Linked DNA regions of Mus musculus: region 1 is linked to region 2. A link is a loop called in an ENCODE intact Hi-C map of the cell type or tissue named here. Cell type or tissue: left cerebral cortex. All regions are shown on one strand. Links, peaks and the distances in the headings refer to the core of each region. The heading gives the core; the rest is flanking DNA.

Evidence for each region. Hi-C counts contacts between places; a loop is a spot of excess contacts. Peaks named below come from ENCODE experiments on the same cell type or tissue, not always from the same donor. Only the 100,000 strongest peaks of a DNase experiment are listed, where the experiment ranks them.
Region 1: a loop joins it to region 2, with 5 times the contacts of the local background. A loop is called at or near these places in 8 of 42 quality-filtered maps.

What each region holds. Positions count from the first base shown.
Region 1 is chr10:76,790,640-76,793,139 of GRCm38, reverse strand. The region is part of intron 7 of Pcbp3 (poly(rC) binding protein 3); the gene reads left to right. Among named protein-coding and RNA genes, the nearest start is that of Col6a1, 66 kb to the right of the region's middle. In left cerebral cortex, for the core only: a CTCF peak has its summit at 1,457 (motif pointing left); a DNase peak (open chromatin) is centred at 1,460.
Region 2 is chr10:77,015,889-77,026,416 of GRCm38, reverse strand. Gm3137 (predicted gene, 3137) reads left to right here. Exons shown (of 4, transcript NR_152191.1): 2 at 8,173-8,319. Gm10787 (predicted gene 10787) reads right to left here. Exons shown (of 3, transcript NR_045882.1): 2 at 9,593-9,766; 3 at 4,203-5,182. Among named protein-coding and RNA genes, the nearest start is that of Gm3137, 8.4 kb to the left of the region's middle. In left cerebral cortex, for the core only: a CTCF peak has its summit at 4,847 (motif pointing right); a DNase peak (open chromatin) is centred at 4,796; H3K4me3 peaks cover 500 bases; H3K27ac peaks cover 404 bases.

The DNA of each region.
Region 1 (2,500 bases), core at 1-2,500, 230 kb after region 2:
CATGGGAAATTTGGCTAAGAGCAACCAATGCTACCCATGTCTTTCTCTCTCCCTCCCCCTCTCCCTTTCTGCATGTGCATGTGCATGTGTGTGTGCTGTGTTGTCTTTAAATCTCATGCTCTCTATTCCTCCCAGTGGAGTCCTCATTTCCACTGCAACCTCATCAGTGCCCCTCACCCTCCCCACCCTCGTCCACACTGCTGCTTCATAAGAATCATGTCCAAGCTCCACCTGAATAGTCCATGCCATTTCTAGATTGGCTCTCCAAACTGCTCTCTTAAGCCGTTCTAAAGCCTCATAGCACTCTTGACGGTAATATCTAGCAATGTCCCCACTCCTCAGAACCATGGTCTCTGGTGAGTTTCCCATTAACAGTGACCTAAGACGCATGGGCTTCTAAAGGAAAGGCTTATTTTGGCCCAGAGTTCTCCAGAGTTAGCATCACATAGTTCTCCAGAGTTAGCATCACAGTTAACTGTAGCTGCAGCTTCTTTGTTCTTAGGACTCAGGTTTTTGTCATATGGTGGCAGAAATGTGTGATATAGCCAAACCATTTACCCCATAACCAAGAAGCAAATAAAAGGAAGAAGGATGAGACTGAACTCCGACACTCCCCTTCAAGGACACGCCCCAGTGATATCAAGGCCTCCCTCTAAGCCCCACCTCTTAAAACTCCCATCACCTCCTATATTAGAGTTACTTTTCTTGCTGCTGTGGTAAAATACCCGACGAAGAGCAACTAAAGGGAGGGGGGCTTATTTTGGATTACAGGTCACGAGTACCATCCATCACGGCGGGGGAGGCATGGCAGCAGGAGCACGAGGCACCTGCTTGCGTTCCATCTGTAGTCAAGAAGAGATGAGTGCTGCTATTGTATTCACGTTCTCTTTTTTATTCAGTCTGAGACCCTAGGCTGTGCTATGGTGATGCTCATCTTAAGGCAATGGTGTGGTGAGTGTTCTTATAAGAGTATGTCTTCTCACCTCAGTTGAGCCATCTAGACACCTCCTCACAGACACACCCAAAGATTGGTCTCCTAGGTGATTCTAGATCCTGTCAAGTTGACAGACAAAATTAAATATCCCATCTCCTCAAAGCAACACAGGCTAGAAGCCAAGCCTTTAACACACGCACCCTTGGAGGACATTCCAGGTGGAAACTATCACAGTGAATTGGATGAGGATGTTGAAATGATATCTCAGGAAGAGACAGTCCATCCTTCACAGTAGTTTCCTGTGATTGTCTGAAATGAGCTCTCTGCTGCTGATTCTGCGGGATCTCTGAGATTACTGGAATGACTTATCTGCTATGTGGAATACTAGATTGTGATTTGCTCTGTGAAACTTGAAACCAAGATTTAAGCATCAGCTCCCCAGAGTTTCACAACTGCATTTTGTGTTAATGCTGTTGGTGTCCTGTCCTTGAATCTCCAGAGCTGCTTTTCTTAAGAAAACAGTGCCTCCTAGTGGAAGGTTATGGCTCAGTGCCTGGGAAACAGCCTCAGCCTGTGGTGGTAAATAGGGCAGCCTGAGTCCCCTAGATAGGTATTTAACATCTATCTTTGCCAATAGCAGGACAGAGCATAGCATCAGACAGACCATTGCAGAAAAAAGTATCTGCAGGTTGTGGGTAGTATGGCTATGGTTTACTTTAGCCTAAGGATCTCAAGGTATCCTGGGAACTTTATGTTTTATGCTAAGGATTAGACTGAGAGCCTCAGACAGTCTAAGTACGTGCTGTTGCTGAACTAAACCCCAAGTCCTGAAAGTGTTAGTAATTTTAATTATTACCAATCCTTCCTGCTTCCCAGAACACTGTGGTGTGTTAAGCCGTGTTAGTAATGGGTACAGGCTCCTGTAAAGCATGTGTCCCGACATTTGGTATAAAAGTTGAGGTGCCCCCAAATGAAATAAAACCAAGCTATTTTTAGCAGCTTTAAGGAATATAGCTCTCTGTGAAGAGATGCTTTGTTACCTCCTAAAACACACATATAGTCCCTAAAACACCCTTCATCAAGGAGACAGGAAACCATAATAAAAACCCATAGGGAGTGGTTTCAGGGCCTGAGCCAAGCTTACCTCCTCCCTTCTACCACCTTGTTTGCTTAAAAAGGTGTCAAGTGGCCTGAAAATGTCCTGTCTGTCTCTCTTCAATGTTTTCAAAATACTAGCTAGTCCTTTCCAGTCAATGGCAAGATAGCATATGACAGCCACATGAAAGCCACCATAGCGGGTGAAAGGTCTTGCCCCAAGTCCATCAGAAATGGCAAGCAGGCTGGGGATGGCCAGAAGGAGAGCTCAGGACCGAGAGGGTGTGTCCAGATGCAGAGTGAGCACAGAGGCCTCTGTGTCCTCTGCCTAGATAGGGTCCAGGGCAAGGGGAAACGGAGAGCCATAAGCAAGCTGCCTGAATGGAGTCGAAGCATCTGAAAGCAGAGTGTGCGGGTCTGGATGGGGCAAGGCAGTAGCCACTTTACCTGGTGCACAGATGAAGTGTCTGG
Region 2 (10,528 bases), core at 3,841-6,340:
AGACAGACAGATACACACATGCACATCCAGACACTCAGACACACACACACACAGATACAGACACATATAGAGATAGACACACACTGACACACACAGACACAAACACACACACACAAACATACACACATACACTCACTGACACATACAGACACACACAGAGATACTCACAGATACACACAGATAAACACTCACACACACAGACACACACACACACACACACACACACACACACACACACACACCCCTGAGGTCCTAAAAGATGATGAGTGGGGCCCTTCTTGCCCCTGAACCTTCAGTCAGGGTCGTTGGTGGCCCTTCAGATTTCAGCAGCCTGGCTGGCCTAGACATTACTTTCTTCCTCCTCCATTCTTTTCCTAGACATCAATCTTGCATCTCATTTCTGGCCGGCAGCTACACAGGGAGAATGTGAGAGGGAACTAGAGATTCAGGTCTTCTCAGAGCTCAGTCCTGTCCCTCTGGTCTGGTGGTCAGGCACACATTTGAACTTGTAATGTTTATGTTTCTCCTGTTAACCATGCCTTGCTCTCTCTCTTCCCTCCTTCTGTGGATGGGTGGGCTCAGGCACTTCTTAAAATGCTGAGTCAAGTTGGTTTCTCCTGGTGCCAGCCTTGTACACCTCAGAGCCACCTGGGCCGGGAAGGGTTAATTCAGAACAAACAAGTCATTAGCAGCATGTCTATGCTGGGCAGTTCATAACATGGATCCCCAACTCCTTTTTACAACGTGGAGTTCAAGCATGTCTTCATAATACAGACTATGAAGGAGCCCCCATCCCTCCCATCATCCCCTTTGAGAATGGGATGGTTTATTCCAAGCCAAGGAATGCAGATTCTGGTTGCTCGGGATAACATGTTCTGACATAGAAGCAGTTGCACACACTTTTATGCCCACAGAACAAAAGGATACCAAGGTATTTCCCAAGTCCATTGGTGGAAACACTAGGTAGGCAGGTTACAGACCAGCAAGGGAGCCTCTGCTATGGGCTTTGGATGCTATCTGAGGATATTCTTAGCTTCAGGGTTGGCAGAAGCCGTTAATACATTCTAAAGGTTTTATTTAATCCAAAGGGTGTTGGGTCAGACACAGCAGTGGGCAATGACTGCTATTCAGGGAACTAAACCTACCCCAAGAGAAATCAGCTGTGGATCTGCAACATTCCAGCATGTCACAACGTTAAGGTTATAACCAGTGGATCGCTCTTGTGAAATCTTCGACACCAGCATGTGTGGTTTGTTTGCTTTGCTGAAAACTTCAGTTCTCAGGAAAAAAAATCCTAATAAATCTATTGGAAATCCCAGGACTCTACACAAGAAGTAGAGGCAAGAGGACCAAAAGCTCATGGGGGGGGGGGGAGGCTAAATGCTGTGCATGGTAGTTCATACCTTTAATCCCAGTAGTCAGGAGGCAGAGGCAGGCAGTTTTCTGTGAGTCAGAGACCACTCTGGTCTATGTAATGAGTTCCAGGACAGCCAGGAATGAGTAAAGAGACCCTGTCTCAACCAAAAATTTCTCTGAAAAAGTGTCTCACTGAGGAAAGACAGTCTTGAGAACTGAAGGAGTTCAAGGTCTCCATGGGACTGGAGCAGACACCAGGAATGAGGGAGCTCTGGGACAGGAGCTTGCCCAACTTGCATAAGACCCAGGATGCCATTCCCAGCTCCGTGTGTGTGTGTGGGGGGGCGGTGGACAAAACCAATCTATCTGTACTCATGAATACAACTTCAAATGGGTCACGTACCTAAATTAGAAGATAACACCATTTACATTTGCTTCGGTAAACTCCAGTTGCCTAGTGAACATCTCCTGCTTGCCTGCTGCCCAAAGCTCTTGGCTGTGGACTGGAAAACTTGGGTGTGGCCCATTTCCATCATCTTCAGGAGTCCTATGGCAGTCCACATGCCTCCTTATCGCTGAACAGAAGTCCTGCGACAATTAGCTGATCAAAAGGAGAGGTTTATCTTGGGCGATAGTGACTTGGCCTTATTGCTTTGGGTCTGTAGTGAGGCAGAGGGCCACGGCAGGAGCTGGTAGAACAACACAGCTGCTCAGGCTACAGTCAGGAAGCAAAAGGAACCAGGAAAATGCTGGATAGAACAGCTCCCTTCAAGGTCAAGGTGTGCACTTGGTAACCTAAAGATTTCCCACTAGGTCCCACCCTTTATAAATACCATCAACAGCTATGAATAGTGGTACACACCAGCACTTGGGAGGCAAAGGCAGTTGGATGTCTGTGAGTTTGAGGCCATCCTGGTCTACAAAGTGAGTTCCAGGACAGCCAGGGCTACACAGAAAAACCCTGTCTCAAGGGAAAAAAAAGTGCCACCACTCTTTGTAATACCACACTGGGAACAAAGCCTTCAGAACATGGGCCTTCAGGGGACATTCAACATCCAAACTTTTGTACTAAGTTCTGGGATTTTAAAAAGAGTCCTCATCTTCCCAAATAGGATGCCAAAGGCAAGAGTCCTTCCTTTAGGCAGGCATTAAGGATCCAGGAAGCAAAGTCTCCAAAAGAGAGAATTATCAGTCTGGGCACCAAAATGTACCATTAAATGAACCGCAAAGCAAGCCATGCCTGGTGGAAAATATTCATCCAGGGCATGGGCATGTATTCAGAATACCTAAACAACCGTCATAGCTTAAGACTAAGAAAATGGGATGCCCAATTTTTAATTTTTTTATTTTTGGTTTTTCAAGACAGGGTTTCTCTGTGTAGCCCTGGTTGTCCTGGAACTCACTTTGTAGACCAGGCTTGCCTCGAACTCAGAAATCCACCTGCCTCTGCCTCCCAAGTGCTGGGATTAAAGGCGTGCACCACCACGCCTGGCTGGATGCTCAATTTTTAAAATACGAAACAACTGGGCCATCAAAGGGGTTAAAGACACTTGTTACCTCGCTTGGCAAATTGAGCCAGATTCCTGGGACCCACACAGAGGTGCTGACTCCTGCAAATTGTCTGCTGACTTGTGTGTGTGTGTGTGTGTGATTGCAAGCATGCACACACACTAGACAAATGTAATAAAAGTAAAATATGTAAGGTCTGAACAGTTGAGTCCTAAGCGTGTGAAAGTGTGTCTAATATTGTTCCTCACCAATCAACATGTGCCCTCAAGAATACTTAAAACCAGACAGTGCTAAGTGCTGGCGACAACACGCAGCAATCACGGGTGGCAAGGGGCACGTCTGTTCTGGAAAAGTCAAGTGTGTCCAACTCTCTGTCCCCCTTCTCAGGAGGAGCAAAGCATGTTCCTACAAGGCTCATGCACTTTTATTCAAAACTGCTCACAACTAACAGCAACCCAGACATGCAGCAGGACCTAAGGGACAATCCCATGGCCTCTGTGGTGACACAGGCTTTGGGTGACTCTTCAAAATTATAGTGTTGTTGATATAGTGTTGCCCAGGGCAAGAGTCCCTGCTGTGTGCCCTGTCCAATGGCAAGGCTCTCTTCTGCCAGGAAGCCTGTGGCTAGCAGAGGATACTGGGTAGGGCTGGGCTCTTGGGTTACGTGTGAACTCTCTTGACAGGCAGAATGTGGTCATTAGGTACAGCCACCTTAATCACATGACTGAGTGTTTCTTACTTGTGAATTGCACCTCAATAAAGATGGTTTTTCTGTTCTGCCATGCATGGGTGAGAGGCCTGGGGTGGGAGAGATTGCAAGCTCCTAACTGCCCTACTGGGAGTCAGGCCAATGCAGCTAGGAGGGAGACAGCAGCGGGAAGCTGGGCCCCAGGAGGCCCGGGTGGGAGGAAACATGGCCAGCTGGGTAGTAGGACATTGGCCTTTGGATACAGGCGGTACGCAATGTCCTAGAGCTAAGAGGTAGTGTTCACGTGTAGCATGTTTCAATCACACTTATTCCTCTATAAATAATACAGCTCAAGAATGATTAATGATTAACTTTCCTCGGCGTGTTCTTGGGTGAGATGCGTCGGTGCGTGTGTTATGAACTCGCACCCATTCATTGGTCTATGGATAGGTTGCTGTTTTGGGTTCATTTCCATGACTCAATCAGAAGACTGATTAGAATATTTTCAGGGCTGTGATTTTTTTTTTCTCTCTCTCTCCCCGAGTGCACATGCCTGGACAAATGTATGTGCAGGTGTTCCAGATGTTGACACTGGTTATTTTTCTATACCTCTCTCCACCTTAAAAAAAAAATCACAGAGGCAGAGTCTGCAGGACAAGATCAGTTAAAATAGTCAGAATATGGGCCAGTTTACCTAGAAAGAACCAGATACTCAAAGAGAAAAGTAGAAGTCTACAATGTCCCAAACCTGTTACATATGGCTGTGGTTGGGGGGAATGTTGCGATCAGGCAGGGGTTGGTGACATCCTCTAGTCTCTCATGCCACCGGTGTCCAGTTGAGTGCCAGACATCTTGACCCACTTCATAGCAGCCATCGTTGCTGCTGTGCATGGCCCAGCTCAGAGGCTGACAACCGACCAAGTGAGCTCTTCCTGAGCCCCATGGAGCCGAGGATAGGATGAGGGAGCTTGTCTGCTGCTCGGGGCTGTACTGGGTCCTGCACACTCTTCCTTCCCCTCCCGTTGAGTTCCAGTGCCACGAGTATTTCGTTCCTGGAACCCGAGGGTCTGTTTCACAGCTCTCTGGATTCCCGGAATGCATGCAGTCTTTGGAAGGCAGAGAGGGGTCGCGTACTGGGCATCGCTGTACAAAGAACTCTCTGATCTCAGTTTTTATGTCTCTCCAGGATGGCAGGAAGCACACCGTTCACTGATAGGCTGCATGTATTGTTGAGATAATAAAACCCAATGGAACTGGATGGCTGCCGGTGCAGGGAGGTGTACCATTCTGCCACTAGGGGGCAGTGTAGTCACACAGTGACTTCAGGGCACAAGAGGGGTCGGTCTTACTGGGTCAGATTAGGCACAATGGAGCAGAGAGATAACACCTCCCCCAGTTCAGGTGAGGATAGTCCCAAGAGACCTACCTCTGGCTTCCAATCCCAGGATGCCGCTGTCCTGAGACTCCTGGGAGGAGGGACATCATCACTACCATCCACAGTGGCATACAGGAAGTACTTGGCTCAAAATTAAGAGGTAGAACCAAGGTCTTGGCCTGAGACTGTCCTTCACTCGGAATGGTCCATGGGGCCCTTAGACAGAAGGAACCAGCGGTTCATCCTTGTTGTTGCTAGCAGGAAGACATTTCAGGAGACAAAGGGCGTTGAGTCTCTTTTACATTGGCCTGGGATACATACAGCTCCTTACCTCCCAGCAAACCCAAGGTATAGATTCCTCAAATTCAAAATGTGTGTGTGCAGAACACTCTAACATAGCCCCCCACCACCAACCTCCTAAACCTGCCTTGCCCTATCCAAAGATGGATCTGAGGGTGAGAGGAAGCCTTGGTTGGCCCTTAGCTTGAGATCAGTGCAGCTTCTGTCCCTTAACATGGCCCTGCTGGATCTGGTGGCTAGCAGGCTGTGGAGGCCTTCCCTAGAGGGTGTCTCTTCCCCAGAAGGGCCTGGGAAGCTAGTGTGTCCTACACAATGAGCTCTATCAGGTCCTTCCTGATGTGGCTGCTCAGGGGTGAGGGCTAAGACAGTGGTTCTCAATCTGTGGGTCACGACCCCTCTGGCCAACCTCTGTCTCCAAAAATATTTACATTACGATTCATAACAGTAGCAAAATTACAGTTATGAAGCAGCAACAAAAGTAACTTTATGGTTATGGGAGGGGGTGTCTTCACAATGGGAGGAGCTGTATTAAAGGGTCACAGCATTAAGAAGGTTGAGGATCGCTGTTCTAAGGAGACCAGTTGGTACACATCTCCAGGCATCAAGAGTGCACAGTGAATACATTTAAGGCTGCATCCTTGGCCAACCTGAGAGAATTCCCAGGTGTCAAGTCCCAGTGGACTAAGAGCAGGGTGGTCCTTGGCCTCACAGCTGGCCCCCATCCCACCCTAACCCAGGCCAGTCTGTTGTTACATTTATTCTTAATGAATGGTAAAACATATATAACATGAAATTTGCCATTTGAATCATTTTCAGGTAACCGGACAAACAGCAGAGTCCTTCACATGGCTATACAGTCATAGCCGCCATTTCTAGACTACCCCCATCACCTTGCACTGAAGCTCTGCCCCTATTAAAACACTGACAATCTCTCCACTTTCCAGCCCCTACAGACACCTCTCTGCTTTCTGTGTCAGTGGTTTGATGACAGCAGGAACCTGACGAACAAAATCGATGGTGCCTTTCCTGCGACTGGCTTGTTTCACTTAGCACAATGCCTTCAAGATCCTGGCATGCTGTATAGCATACACCAGAATGCTTTTCCTTTGAAAGGATGAGTAAGACTCCATTGTGTGCATGGGTCTCTTTCCCTTTGCCTATCACCCATGATGGATGCTTGAGTGCCACCTGCTTCTGGCTATTGCTAATAGCACTAAGTATGATTTTTCTCCTATTGCCTTTGATGAATTGATAAGAATTGCCCTAGCGTGAGTTTGCTTTCTGAGTTCTGTCTCAATTTGGCCAACTCTAACACTGTATGTTGATCCTATTCTTTTTTTTCCTAGTGAAAACTGAGAATCGGCAACAATTCCTCTGCCTCCTCCTCTCCCTGGGGGTTACCTGTTAGCTGACAATGTTTACAGATCCAGTTTCCTATTTCCAAAATACTGTCTCCTTTTATTTTGCTAGTATTTCTAAGCAACGCTTCCTCACGCTGCACCTCGGGAACTTGAGTTTTCTCTAGTTGTTTTTCCTGAAATTCAAGGTCGATATAGAGCCCTGTCAAAGTCTGGTGCTGTGTCCCGGGCTCAGCCTCTTTCTATGGGGCAGAGGAGCTGGGGTTAGACGGGCTCCAAGGCTACAAAAGGCAGAACAGCTGCAGAAACCACACTTCCCTGAGATACCTGGTCCCCTGCTTCCTGTTTTGGCTGGACTGAGATCTGAGGTGGAGGATGTATGACCAAGAATACCCCCTCCTGGTGGATGGGGTAGGCTCTCCTTTCTGCTTTGCCCATGTATAATAAGTGTCTCTAGGTGTCCCTGCTTTTGGCGGTCCCGCAATGCCAGCTTGAGGCACACCCCCAGCTGGCAGGGTCACATCTCTAGTAGACAGAGCTGGAAATCTATTGTCACAGAAGTGAAGTGACATCAGTCCAGGGCACTGACTCCAGACCTAGAGGTTTTTCTCACCATTCTTTGTCCTCTGAGCCCCCAGGTCTAAGACATCTGGGGAAGGGCGGGGAACAGGAGGGGATGGTAATGAGGAGGCAGGGCAGGGCCAGTCCTTGCACTTTGCCTCAGCATCCTGGCTCCCCAATATTTTGGGGGGGGGGAGAGTAGAGGAGATGAGGGAGTGACAAAGGTATTGGGGAATCTCTCTGAATTTCATCTCTTCGGTGGGCAGGCATCCAGGATCAACCTTTCAAAGGTCATGGTAAAAGCCCCAAAGCATAAAGGTGGGAGGAGTTTTACAGAGCTGGGAAGAAGGACCAGGGACTTGGGGAGCCAGGAGAAGTGCCCTTCAGACTCCAAGGATCCTGTGGAAAGAGTAGGGAGTGATAGACATATTATGTCATATAGGCAGAAGCCTTTAGGACCCAGTCCACGTGATCAAAGCATCACACGAGCATCCTCAGGTGGGAATGGAAGCTGACAGCCATATTGCAGGCAGCCAGCAAGGGGCATAGGCCTTGTGAAGGAATCAGGCCCTGACTGCCACCTCCCAGCATCTTCCATGTCCGTGTTATTTCCAACTGGTAAAGGGGAGTCTTCCGTCTGAAATTCTTGGGTGTAAAGCCCGAGTTTTTACTAATTAAGAGTTTACAATTAGTTAAAACTAATTAAAATGGATTAAATTTGTACTAATTAAAACTAATTGAATTCTCGAAATGCTGCACTAAGACTAAACCAAGCAGTGCCCAGCCTCCTGCTGTTGGAAGTACAGGAGTTTGGAGGATGTAGCAGTGGGGACCTCAGGGACAGTGGTGATGACTTGGGTGAGGGTGGCTATGGGGGTGGGTTGTCCTTGCTGGGCTATCTGCCAATCCTGATACCACATGGGCACACCCAGATGGGAATACAAGCCTCGAGCTTGCTTTGTGACTGGGTTTGGAATCTTGACTTAGTCACCTCCAGTTGCTGAGTGCTTCTGATTTTTCCCCAGGGGAGAAGGAAGTACTTGCTTCCATTGTCACAGTGTTGGGGACTCCTGAGATCCCTGGGGAGTTGAAAGGATCTCCAGAAGAGATGGGTAGGAAAGCCCACTAGGACTCATTCAGCAAAGGCTACCAGGTGGAGGAGCCATGCTCTGGTGAGTGTCATACTGGGGTGGGGATGGGGCGCACTGGACTTGAGGTGAGGGTGGAGGCCGGTTTCTTAGCCTGGATGTCTGCAGGGCTGCAGATCGTGGTACCCCCAGAGTGAAGCAGAGCATTGCTGGACGAGAGAGGGAACTAATGGAACAGCACGTGTAAATGCAACAGCTGGCAGAGGCCCAGAACACACACGTAGAAAGGCAAAGGTTAAAGTACTGAGAGATGAAACATAGAAACAGATCAGGTATGAGGAAGCTGCTGAAATAAACAGAGGATACGTGCAGGCCTCGGAAGCGCCCTCTGCAGTCAATATTCATATCCCAAGGATGGGTAGAGACAGCCCACAAGGCTGCTGCAGAAGGAGGTGAGCAGACTTCCAATTGGTCAGAGTAAAGAACGACCCTCCAGTGCACCTCTAGAAGTAGGTGAATAGTAGGAGTAGGCGACTAGCAATGGGAGTGTGCTGTGTGTGTGTGTTCGTGTGTCCTCAGGTCAGTGAATAATAAGAGGGGACACAGAAACACATATGCATGCACACACATACACACACATGTGTGTGCACACAGACACACACATGCATGTGCACACAGATACACACACATGTACACACATGTACACACACATGCACATATGTATGCACACACACATACATGCACTCATACATGCATGTGCACACACACACACACACACACACATACACTGGAAACAAGGGTAGCTTCCAGAGTTTAAAAGATATGTTGTTTGGACGTGATCTTATTATATAGCCCAGGCTGGCCATGAACTCATGATCATCTTCCTGCCTCCCCCTTCTAAGTGCCAGAATTATAGGTGTGAGTCATCATGGTTAGATTTTTTTCCAGGTCAATTCTAAGGTCTTTGTTCTATTAAATGCATAGTTTGTTTGCATAACTCAAAAGAAGTCTTCTCCTGCTCATACACTGTACCTAGTCTGGAGCCACTTTCCCATCTGTAGCTCCCATTCAAAGGAGCACGAGGTCTGTGTGGAGGGAGGGGTTCCCAGGCAGAGCTTCTAGGCAGAGCCCCCAGCTAGAGGAGCCCAAGTAGAGGCTACCAGGCACAGTCTGGCCAGTAAATATTCTCCTCCTCCTCACACATCATGGTCAGCCAGCCAGCCAGCATTGCCGTGCATTTCTGCTTAACAATGTCTTAGAGATTGTTTTACACGCTAGCACACAAAGCACTTTCATGCCCTTGTTTAGCAGCAGTGAGGAACGAGTCACCTGAATATTCATGGTTTTACTCACACACCAGGATATTTATAAGGTAAATCGCTAGACGCAGAGTTCACTGCCACCACGGCCCAGGGTGAGGCAGAAATACAGTTAACCCCATTATTCGACAGCTCCTGCTTTCCAGCCTTGGGGGAGGCACCCAGCCAGCGGTCCACAGCCAGAGCTCACCAATACGGGAATGAGCAAGGTGCTAGAATAACAAAAACAAGGGAGGAGTCAAGGATTCAGGCTTGCTCAGATGTAAATGGGGCCACAAAGGCATTGGGTCAACTGCTCTGAGGCCCAGCTTCTCAGACTGCCGAGTGACCACAGCCCTGCTATATGGTGGCTGCATGGACAGAGATCCCTGCTCTTTTTCCCATTCTGAGAGCTCCTCTGCTCTGGGATGTCTCTGATTCTCAGCCACCCTTGGAATCAAGAGAAGGAAGAAGACAAGACAGGAAATGGTTGAACGCCAATCCCCTCCCAACCTCGCTCTTGCCGTGCTTGCCCCTTGGCGGCCATGATAGAAGAGGACACTCTCTAGTCTTGTGCAATGATGTAAGCTCAAGACCTGAATGACTCACAGCTATGGGCGAATGGCCTCTGACAGCTAAGACTAAAATAACGAGGAGCAGATCATGTCCTTAGCCCTTTTACAGTGGCATTATGCATGAAGAAACGAGACTCAAGTTACAGCAGGCCTGTGGGGCTGTTCTTGTGTGTGAAAATGACATCACAGTACCCTTTCTCAGGCTTGCATCTTCAGAAGGACTGGGTCACAACATCAGAGCTGAGGCCTGGCAGCGGAAGATGTACCCTCAAACACAGATCCTGAATCCAGCAAGACTTCCTCAGTTCTACGAGGAATGTTTCAGGACATAAAGCAAGCCTGTACCTAGACCACACATAACACTCACTACACAGATCATACATGCCTCCAAGGGAAATCCTCCAAACCCCTAGGGGCTGA